Linked DNA regions of Homo sapiens: region 2 is linked to region 1. The links are chromatin contacts, found by Hi-C or POLR2A ChIA-PET in ENCODE. All regions are on one chromosome and are shown on one strand. Each heading gives the region's core, a stretch centred on a gene start or an enhancer-like site at or near the end of the contact. The rest is flanking DNA. Distances are from core to core; before and after follow the strand shown. Region 1 overlaps LINC02391 (long intergenic non-protein coding RNA 2391). Region 2 holds the start of CLLU1 (chronic lymphocytic leukemia up-regulated 1).

Region 1 (5,501 bases), core at 2,170-4,669:
TTTTAAATGCCAGCTTAGCAGCTGTTTATATATATATATATTTTTTCTATCTCAGTCTTTTCTGGGTGTCCGTGCTAAATGAGGTTTGCCTGGAGTTGGGTGTCAAAGGTCTGTATTCCATTCTATTAAAGTCTTGAGCTCATTTTGCAGTGTGTTAGTGGCTCCATTATGTCCTTACAAATATTATTTCTATGAAATAATTTTAACGTTTCCTATGTTTTTTTACAAAGTCAATTTTTTTCAATAATAGTATCTATGACTCATGCTGTACTCCGGTCAGTCTCTTAATTTTATTATCCTAGTCTCCACAATAACCATGGAAGTAATTATGGATATCACCATTTAACATGTGAAAAATCTGATGCTTGGAGTTAAGTATAATGACTTGCCCAAGGGAGCACCATTAGCAAGTCTCAGACCTGAGACTGAAACCCAGTGCTCTTTAGCTCCAAGCCTTTATACTGACCACTATACTAAACTGCCTTTCAAAAAACATACTACCAGTTTGAAAATATTTGAAGGAGGAAAGGAAGACTGGAAGGATGAAACAAAAGAACAAGGAAAGAGAGAAATGAGAGCATTTCTTATTCATGCATAGAATGTGAACAATGGTGGGGAGAAAGGAAGGGTGGCTGTTCAGAACTGTTCAAACCTGGGGCAAGGCAGGGCAGAGAACACCCTGGTTTGCAGAGAAACCATTTAATACAGAATGCATGCTATCTTGTTACCCTGTTTTCAAGAGTGATTACAGGAAATGCCATATTTAAAAGCCAATTGTTGAATTTGATGCAAACAGTGCCTGTCTGTAATCACTAAAAATTCACTGAGTGAACATCTGATCCCCTTTATCAACTGGTGGTCATAATTTCTTTGGAGAAGATAATTGACTTGTTACTTTTAGTAGAGAAAGTATAAAATGCTAGATTCTAACAAATAAAATTTCTTAAACTTTCCCTTTCCCTTAAAAAGTATAAAAATAAGAAATATAAAGACAGAACAGAAGCTTCCTTCATTCATGTTTGTACAACCTCCTGCTGAGTGCTGACTGTCATATTGTATTCTCTATATCTTTTTGTGTATTTTTCAAATTCTAAAATGAAAATGAATATATCATTATAATTATTAGATGACAATGAAAAATCTCTGTTATTTGTATTTATCAAAATTAATCATGATAATGTGTGCTTGCCATTTGATTGCTTTTTTGCTAGGTGCGCTCTTTAAACCAGACTCCTAATTAAATGGCACATTATACTGACACCAAGAACACCAGAAAAGTGCTCTCTGACCTGGACCAGGTGATTCTTTTGTGTGTCCAAAGATAATAGTAGTTGCAACCTCTTGGCCTTATCACTGATAAAGCTCCGTGATGTTTTCAAGAGCTGAGTTTCTAGAGCCACTCCGCTTGAGAATTGTTGACTGGCTGGATAGAACATCATCTCTAGAAGCAGCATGGGTGAAATCACAGGAGACTAAGGTTACCGGTCAATGCCTCAGAAATAAGTGGGAAATGTAATTTCATTTTACCTTTGAAGTTCCTGTCAAGAAGATTGTTCACTTTTGTGACCACAGCATTGAGATATTTTCATAATTTGCCATAGCTTATGGGCTTTTCATGGTATGTTAAGTATCTGTGTTGTTTGAATAGCATTACAGCCTATTAAATTTATGACCTACAAAACAGGAAACTCACTAGAGACTAAAGAGTAACTCATAAGAGTTTTTCTATAAGGTTATTTTTCTGTAAAACCTTTGTATATGCCCTTTGTATAAAGAACAGGTATTTGGTCCTTGAGATCATTGACAAGTGGAATGTAAAGGAAAAAAATATTCAGTTGCCTCTACTTAATTTCCTTGATTGCGTATGTTTTTGGCATCTTATAGTAAATGTGTCTAAATATGTCTATGGCATTACATATTCAAGAAATTAAGAGTCTCTGCCTTAGAATTCATGACTTACTTTCCATGCCAAAGTTAGACCACACTTGTATGTCTAATACTCAGAAAGAAACCTTCTCATTGCAATAAAAATACCTTCAACCAGGAGGGCTCTAATTTTGCTTGGCTTTAGTCTTATGAAATGACTCACCCAACATTTATAAAGACTTCTTCCTATATTAAATAAATACAATATAGTCAGATCACTAATTTTCAATAACTGACTACACTAATCCTTACTCAGAGATAGAAGTATCGCAATTTTTATCTGCCAAAATGAGGCTCCCTTTTCCGCTTGGAAAAATCATTTGACTTTTGAACATGGTGTTTCAGATCTCAGTGTTAATTTTATTGAGCAGTATATCCACAAAGACACTTTAATCATCATGTAATAATTTGTGCTTCTGTGCTTTAATAGTCATAACTCTAAGGACTGAATGCTCAAATAATCATTGCAACAGAGAGAATTAATCAATCCAATGTTATTCAGATCCCAAAGTAACTCATTGTAGTAATTCTCACTTTTTTGAGTGGATCTTTAACTAAAAGATAAGGAAGTGAACATTTTTGGAGTTTTCTTACAATTATGGTGAATTAGTAACATTGGAACCTCAAAAGAAAGCAGTGATACAAATTTTGTGGACTCTTTTACCAAGTATACGCAATCTACAGAATGAGGGCAAATTTCCTATCTCCTCCAGAGCCTCACTATCATTTTTAGTAAAATTGGACTAGTTCCCCTGAGTGATCTCACTATATACTATACAGGATGATATATGTATAATTTAAAGAACTGAAAGAGGAGTAACATGATCAGGGTATAACCAAATATCCATAGTGTCACAATGCTATATAGCACATAGTACTCATTCCACCCTTTTAAACTTCTGCTTTTAAGTGTCACTTTTTGCAGTCAAAATGGCATTCATATTCATTTATATGAAATCTTTCCTTCTTAAATTACAATTTCATATTCATTTAACAAACATTTAATGAGTATGTACTATGTGCCTAGTGTTGTGTTGTAGAATGTGAAAAACAAAAATAAAATAAAAACAAGTAAAAGATGATTAACAATTTTATAAATGATTCAACATTTAAATTGCTCTTAAGATCACTATGTAAGTCAATAATTCTCATTATGAAAAATGTTATCATAGAGTATAAAGTATTTTGAGATCCCAGACCGAAGATACCATTTAGGCCCTTCGCATTCTCTGTTATATACAGTCTACACAGGCTTTTATCTTTACCCCTCCTCAAACTGTTCTTGTCAAAGTCAACAGTGGCTCCCATGCTGCTCAGTCTGGGTCATGTCTCTGTCCTTACCTTGCTCAATATGTTAGCAATACTTCCCAAAGTTGTTCATTTCCTCCTTCTTGAGACACTTTCTTCACTTAGCCCCTGAGAGGTCACTCTCACTTCACTTTCTATCTCACTAGTCACTCTTTATAAGTTTGTTGCTGTTGTTGTTAGCTCTTCATCTTCCCACTCTCAAAACATTTGAGTGCCCCAGAGCTCAGTCCCTGATCTCTTCTTTTCTCACTTCTCCCAAGTGATTCTCCAACCTCATTTCGTGTCTTTAAGTACCATCTATTTCAGGTAACTCCCAACTATTTACCTCTACCCATGACATTGCTACTGAACTCCAAAGCACTTACTTAACTACCTACTTAACATTTCCACTGAGAGGTCCAACATAACATCATTAAAAAAAAAATCTTCATTACTTCCACTCATCTGTTTCTTCTATAGTCTTCACCATCTCAATAAAGGAAAACTACATTTTCCTACTTAATCAGGTAAAAAATTTTGGCTCCTCCTTGGCTCCATACTTCCTTCACACTCTACTTTTCATCTCTGCCTTCAATATATATTCAGAATCTGACAACTCTTAGCCCCTCTGCTCTGATCACCCTGGACATCATTTGTCATGTGGATTAGTACAATAGCCTCTTATTAGGTCTCTCTGCTTTTACTCCTACCTTCCTAAAGTCTATTTCACATGGCTGCTAGGGTCATCCCAGTAACCAAGAAGGTAGATCATATCACTCTTCTTTCAATGGTTTCCAGTCTCATTAAGAATAAAAATCAAATTCTTTTACACGGCCTGAAAGGACATACAAAATTTTACCACATCTACCTCTTTGGTCTCAACTTCCATTCATTCCCTGGACTCCAACCCAACTGGCCTCCTTTCTCTTCTTCCAATATACCAAACATGTGCGCTTGCTTTTCTCTCTGCCTAGAATATTTTCCCTACCTGTCATATCCACATAGCTTGAACTCATGCTTTATGTTTATCTTTGCTCCCATATGGCCTCATCAAAGTGGCCTTTCCTAAGCACTCTAAAATAACACCTCTTTCTCTTTACTGTGCCTTTTTTCTTCCCCTCCTCCTCCTTCTCCTCTTCCTCCCCCTCCTCCTCCTCCTCCTCCTTCTTCCTCTTCTTTTTTTGAAACAGGGTCTCTTTCTATCTCCCAGGCTGGAGCGCAGTCTCGTGATCTCAGCTCACTGCAATCTCCAACTCCCAGGCTCAAGCCATCCTCCTACCTCAGCTCTTCAACTAGCTGGGACCACAGGCACACACCACCATGCCCAGCTAATTTTTCTATTAGGTTGGTGCAAAAGCAGTTGCGGTTTTTGCCACTACCTTTAATATTTTTAGTAGAGACAGAGTTTCTGCATGTTGCCCAGGTTAGTCACCAACTCCTGGGCTCAAGTGATCTACCCACTATGGCCTCCCAAAGTGCTAAGATTACAGGCATGAGCCACTATGCCCAGCCACTGTTTTTGTAAATAAAGTTTTATTGAAACATAGCCATGCTCATTTGTGCATATATTGTCTATGACTGCTTTTGTCTACAACAGCAGAGTTGAGTAGGTATGACAGAGACTACATGAGCTAGAGGCCCAAAATATTTACTATTTGGCTCTCTCTTTGCAGAAAAAAAATTGTCAGTCCTCGGGCCAGAGGGTAGAATGCATGGCAAGGATAGGGAGAAGATTAAAGGGGAGATGAGGGCAAGCTGGAAGGGATTTATGTGAGTTTAGATTTCATATGTAGGTCTAGAGAGAATGAGGCAATGGGTGCTTTTAGGCAAGGAAGTTCCTGAAAGGTACGATCTACGTCTAATATAATTTGTGCATAAAAACTGCTATGATATTTAAGCCAGTCCTTCTAGTGGCAGCTTTTGCAAGAATTCAAGCCTTAATGTCACTGCCATGTCTGGGATTAGCTCTTGAAATGGGAACCAAAAGATAGTGAAAATCCACTTACTTCCCGCCTCCCCCAAGCTAGACGTTGGTTTGGAAATGATCTATCTCCTGTGGTGAGTCTAGTGCAGATTGATCCAATAGTGTCCATTATAGCCTCTAAATATCTGGCCTGGGCTGACCTCAAGAATCCCAGAAACATGGATTGGTTCCAAGGTCACCCAGAAACTCGTTGGTCTTGCTTTAAGAAACTACAGAAATTTGAAAAAACTCTGGAATCATTTCTATATAGGATGACAAACAAAACTCAAGTGTTAGTGGTATGACATTATAGCCTCTAAATATC
Region 2 (5,642 bases), core at 2,324-4,823, 120 kb before region 1:
TTAAGTACAGGGGCTTAAATACTGTACTGAATACTACTGTACTGAGTTTGTTTTACATTACCAACACACGCGCAACAGTTGAAATTTAAAATTTTTGGACAAAAACGTAGAATAAATAATATGTTTTTTACTTACCTGTCCATAATGTATACCTGGCTTTATGAAAGTGACATATTGCTCACACATCAACTCAGGGTAGGAGAATATAGAAATGTAAAATAATATCTTAAGAAGTAATTTGCTAAATCGTATTCTGTTGTTTTGAGAAAATAAATAAATAATCAGCTTATTTATTTCAGAGTTAGTCTCCAGATCACACTCAATTACTAAGTTTAGAAAACAGATAATAGCACAAAGGCTGCTAGCAGAATTGTCTGCGGCAGGTCTGTAAATAGAGGAATGAAAGGAGCATTTGTTGAACATCCTCAAAACAAGCCTAGGAGATGATTATTATAGTCTCCATTTTATAGATGAGGAAACTCAGGCACATAAAGTTTGATTTCCTTGCTCATGAGTCATGCAGCTAGTAAGTAAAGGAGAAACACAAGTCTGCCAGAAGCTAAGGCCTGGGTTTTCTTCCTTGGGAAAACTCAGAAATACTAAGTTGCAGAAAACAATCACAGGCTACAATGGAACTTCGCCAGCTCTACTGTGCATATGAATCCCGGGGCATCTTGTCAGTATTTATATTCTGATTCAGTGAGTCTGGGATGGGACCTGAGATTCTGCCTTTTTAACAAGCCCTCGGCAGATTCTGATGCTGCTGTTCCAGGGACCAAACTGAAGTAGCAAGATACTTAAGATTACAATATAAAATTTTACCTTCAACCCAAATATGTTATATCCTACTCCAATTCTGTATTTTTCTGATAGTTTCCTTTCTTCTCTTCTCTGATCTTTTTGTCACTTTTCTCTATTCCTGAAGAAATTAGAGCAAACCACTGCAACATAGTTTTTCTAGCATCCTTTAGCTAACTGCAATGAAATGTTAGGTCAAGTGTTATTTTTCCTTAGTTGGTAAAAAAAGAAATGTGATTTGTGGAATCTGTGGAATCTGAATGCTAAAAGAGAATTTACTCTCACCCTCCTTTATTTCCTTCCTCTGATATTTCTATTTCTCAGACCTCCCTCTTTTTTTTACCTTCTTCCTTTTTTTTTTTTTTTTTTTTTTTTGGTCACACTTGTTATACTCAATCTCTGGCACTTTTACAAAAATATTTTAAACTCTGCATTATCACTTTTCCCCAGTATTTTCTCTCCTTTTATGAAATTGAGCCCTATGGCTCATTTTATTTCCCTTAGCTTTTTAGTTAGATAGCATGACGTTATAATTCAGGCATAGTCAAAGCTGCAAACAGTAGCATAATGTTATTATACCTGAGTTAGACTGCCTGAGTTAATAGCCTAGGGTGACTAGCAGTCTTAACTTGGGTTAGATATTTAAACTTTAGGAGCTCAGTTTCTCCTCTTTAAGGTAGGATAATAGTGGTATACATATTTGGGTTATTTATGAAAAATAAATTTGACAAAAGTTAATTCACATAAAGGACTTAGCATAGTGCTTTGAATGGTGTCAGCTATATCATAATTAAAGATTATTTCCCCATGGGGCTATGGGATTATCTATCTGGACAACTGAGGATGGTGGCATGTAGCCCAGCAGTTTCCTTACATGCTGTGACCCAGCAAGCTGAGCCAGCTCTGTCTTAGGCACTTCCTGGAAGCAGGCTTATTGGTGTTTTCAACACCCAGAGTGGATCATTTGTTAACTCCTTCCTCCTCTATTCCGTACATTTCTTTTTCAGTAATAATCCTGTAATAATCAGTAATAATTATGCTTTTCTTGATTCGCTCTTTAGTTTTATAACAAATACCAGTTTTAAAAAGAAGAAAGCTGTAATTTCAGTGATGTTACTTAGTCTTGTAAAAATACTTCATGTACTTAAAATTGTGTCTAAAAAGCCAAAAATATTCCAGCATGAAGTTGACACTCTGTTTTACTATTCAAAATTTTAAGCACAAGTAAAAACTCTCAGTGGTTCCATAGAATGACAGAAGCAAGCAATTTTGGTTCACTTATTTTGTCTACACAATCACTGTGTTATCATTCTTGATTTTGAATCTGTGATTTGAAGAAGAAACATGTGGTACCCCAAAGACTAGGGCCATGAAATACCCTAAGTATTTACCTGAGTCCTTAAGAGTCAGGGACTGTATACCCGAATGTTTCCCATAATCATTTTCATGTTGAATTCAATGTTTGTTAAGGAACAGGTAATAAAAATATGCAAACTTGAAAGTATTTATATATTTAAAAGCTCAGTGGTGACCACAACAATTATTTAGAATTCAAACCAAGAAAATGTTTTTTCAGGGAAGAGTATTTGACCACTAGTATGATTTAGAATTATGATGCATGGCAATAATTATACCAAACTGCATTTCAGTGACTCTATTATTTTTTCAGATTCTCTACAGACAGTGCAGCCTAGTATCTCCCAGACTTGTACTTCCTATGGCCCTGCACTTGGGGCCCCACTGCCTGGTAGAAATGAAGGTTAGTGTTCGAAAGTATTTAAAGAATCCTGCTAATCCCTATTTTATCCATAAATGTCATCTGTCATAAAGAAACTTTTAGCAGTTTCTCAACTTCTGAGAGGTCTTGTGGGAGGTTTTGCCATAAAGTGCTCTTGTTGAGCTCTTGATATCTATAAGCTGATGCCCTGGGCTTGTCCCAAATGATGCCTCCCACCCATTCATCAGCAGGACACTATCCCAGTTCACACACCTATGCCCCATCTCCACATATGTTTCACCAAAACCATAAATTTTGAAATAGAGTCAATATAAATGTATAACATATTGTATTAGGGCTCTTCAGAGAAAAAGAACCAATAGTATATTTGTGTGTGTTTGTGTATGTGTGCGTATACAGTCATGCACTACACAATGACATTTCAGTCTACAAAGGATTGCATATATGATGGTGATCCCATAAGATTATACCATATTTTTACTGTACCTTTTCTACATTTAGATATGGTAGATACATACATACTTATCATGATGTTATACATACTTATCATGAGGTTACAAGCTACACCATGTAGCCTAGATGTGTAGTAGTCTATGCTGTCCAGGTTTGTGTAGTTACACTCTATGATGTTTGCACAATGATGAAATCACTTAACAATGCATTTCTCAGAACCTGTCTCCATTGTTAAGCAATGCATAACTGGATATGTAAATAAAATGGAAATTGACTCACACAATTATGGAGGCCAAGAAGTCCCATGATCTGCCATCTGCAAGCTGGAGAACCAGGAAACCTGGCAGTGTAATTCAGTCCAAGTCCAAAGAACTGAGAACCAGGGAAGCCAAAGGTGTAACTCCTGGTTTAAGTCTGAAGGCCCACTCACATCCAAGGGCAGGAGAAGATGATATACTAGATCAAGAAGAAAAGAAGCAAATTTTCCCTTCCTCTTTTTGTTTTATTCAAGCTTTCGACAGATTGGATGATGCCTGCCCTTATTGGTGAGAGCCGTCTGCTTTACTAAGTTCACCAATTCAAATGCTGATCTCTTCCGAAAACACTCTTATGGACACACCCAGAATAATGTTTTACCAGCTACCTGGTCATCCTTTAGCCTAGCCAGGTTGATGCATAAATTTAATTATCACACATATAGTCTTACCAATTAGTGACCTTTTCATTCTTTATGGTATTTAACAGTGAAGATTTGTAGATGGTCTGTCTACTTGGTTTTATAGGTTTTGATCAGCACTCAGAAGCTCAGTTTGATCACCCTAGTTTGGCCTGAGCTGAAAGCACTGAAACAGTGAGTTCTTTGGGTCTTACTTCTAGAAACCAGGAAATGAGAGAGATAGTGACTTGGTTTCTCTTATGTTTCCCTTTTGTTCTCTTCTCAGTGGCCTTGCTAACAAGTTTACCTCCAAACTATGAGATTTCAGAAGGAAAACCAAGAGCCATCTCTGCATATGTGAGAGCGGGCAAAGGAAATGTGACAAGGAGAAGAAAGAAGACACACTTGGGCAATGATGATGGGAAGAAGGAAGCACAGGAGAAAATGTAAGAAATGTACAGGTGAGAGAGATCAGGAGAAAGATGGGAAATGTGGGAGAGCAGCAGGAATCATAACAATAATAATGCCAATTTGGAAACGAGAACCAGTGTATAAAGCATACCAATAAGGCCAACGAAGTGCCAACGATGGAAAGCCACCCTATCAGGAGAAAGTAAAGTCATAGCAGATGTTTTATGAGACAGCTCAGAACACAATGACTGACCAAGAAAGCGGCACAAGTTAGAGGTGGAGAAATGACCCAGACCCAGACCTTTAGGGGTCCTGAACTTGGTTCATACCTCATGTCAGAAGGAGTAGTGACCAAAAGAAATTCTCTTTGCTTTAATTATAGAAGCAGGAATATACCTGATTTTGTATGTAACAGCATATGTTTAAGATCTGAATATTTCTATACCCAAAAGCATAATGTATTAGGGTTAATCATTTGAAATTGCCAATATGCACTCATTTTACCTATAAAAACTGTAATTTTGCATGGTTCAAACTAATAGATATGAAGATATTCTCAAGCAAACTTTTTTTTCTTTTGCCTTGAAGCCCATGAGGAAGATCCAAAGAGAACTTTGGCCTTAACTAAGCTTCCTACATTCTCCTGGAGTCGGTGGTTTATGAATGTGGTGCCATCTGGGGAACTGACAACCCCTGATGTGTTCACTCTGCTCGTCTTCCAGGTGAGAGAAGAAGAAGGCGAGAAAGAAAGAGAAGTTCCAGAATTTCACAGGCTGAGGGAGATGGTAGTAACTTCTGTTTATGTTGGTTTCTGTTTATTGGTTTGCTTTTTATTTTGAACTCGTTTGACTTCAGGTTCCAGATTTGTTTTTTTCTTTGTAAACGAGACTTTGACATTGTTAGCAGGCCCATCTGTTTGCTTTTCTTAAATAAAATGTAAATTGGTTTTTGTTTTAAATTTCAGGTGCTTTTAAGTTTGACTCTGCTATTCATTTCCTAAGGTAGTTTGGGCATGGTAGTGCTGGTAAGAACAGAGAAATCTTGCTTTATAGAATCTTTTTGTTCAAATGAATGTACATTTTTAGTATTCGAAAATTATCAGTTTTAATAGGTTTGATTTTCCTGTCTATAATCTGTGTTTTCTTCCTTATTCCCTCATTCTTTCCTATCCCATGGGCTCAGATTTATGCTCTGATCAAATTTCTTTTCATATCTTTCCACCTCACAACACACACAAGAAACCTAATACAAGCCACTATCTGTTTCTTTTTCAATGGAAAAGAAAAGGATTCCTATGGGATCATACTGATTCCTGTGGGCCCCTTGCATAAAAGATTGTAGTGCATTAAATAATGACCCTCCATTGGCCAATCAATCATTATTGAGCACCTAGTTTATGTGGAATACTGTTCATACAATATCTTGAGTAATGATGGGAACAGATTTCATGAGAGATGTTGAAATACTCATGGACATAGACTATCTTGGCAATTATGCTCTTGAGATTCTTTTATAATGGACACATATTTGGAACAGAAAAAAGCTGGAAACTTTCACAAAGGTTTGATCCAATGGCTTTTTAAACAT

What was found. A loop is a pair of places that touch in the nucleus more often than their neighbours do. ChIA-PET counts read pairs that join two places held with the same protein, here RNA polymerase II (POLR2A). Pooled maps may share reads with other maps.
Region 2: a map of cardiac septum shows a loop between it and region 1 (1.8-fold over the local background). The contact joins the promoter of CLLU1 here to the enhancer-like site in region 1. A Hi-C loop is called at or near these places in 5 of 168 maps with a recorded cell type or tissue (CD4-positive, alpha-beta memory T cell, CD8-positive, alpha-beta T cell, cardiac septum and 1 more) and 11 of 50 pooled maps. POLR2A ChIA-PET finds 5 or more read pairs at or near these places in 6 of 52 experiments (B cell, CD4-positive, alpha-beta memory T cell, OCI-LY7 and 3 more).

Annotation. Positions count from the first base shown.
Region 1 is chr12:92,298,774-92,304,274 of GRCh38, reverse strand. The region is part of intron 2 of LINC02391 (long intergenic non-protein coding RNA 2391); the gene reads left to right. Among named protein-coding and RNA genes, the nearest start is that of LINC02391, 62 kb to the left of the region's middle. Within about 2 kb of position 3,419, at least 2 of the 41 ENCODE cell types and tissues checked have a DNase peak (open chromatin) inside an H3K27ac peak, as active enhancers do; they include B cell, where a contact is called at or near this core.
Region 2 is chr12:92,419,462-92,425,103 of GRCh38, reverse strand. It overlaps CLLU1 (chronic lymphocytic leukemia up-regulated 1), which reads right to left and starts at 3,573. Exons shown (of 2, transcript NR_027933.1): 1 at 3,269-3,573. CLLU1-AS1 (CLLU1 antisense RNA 1) reads left to right here. Exons shown (of 3, transcript NR_144319.2): 2 at 3,931-4,090; 3 at 4,644-5,018.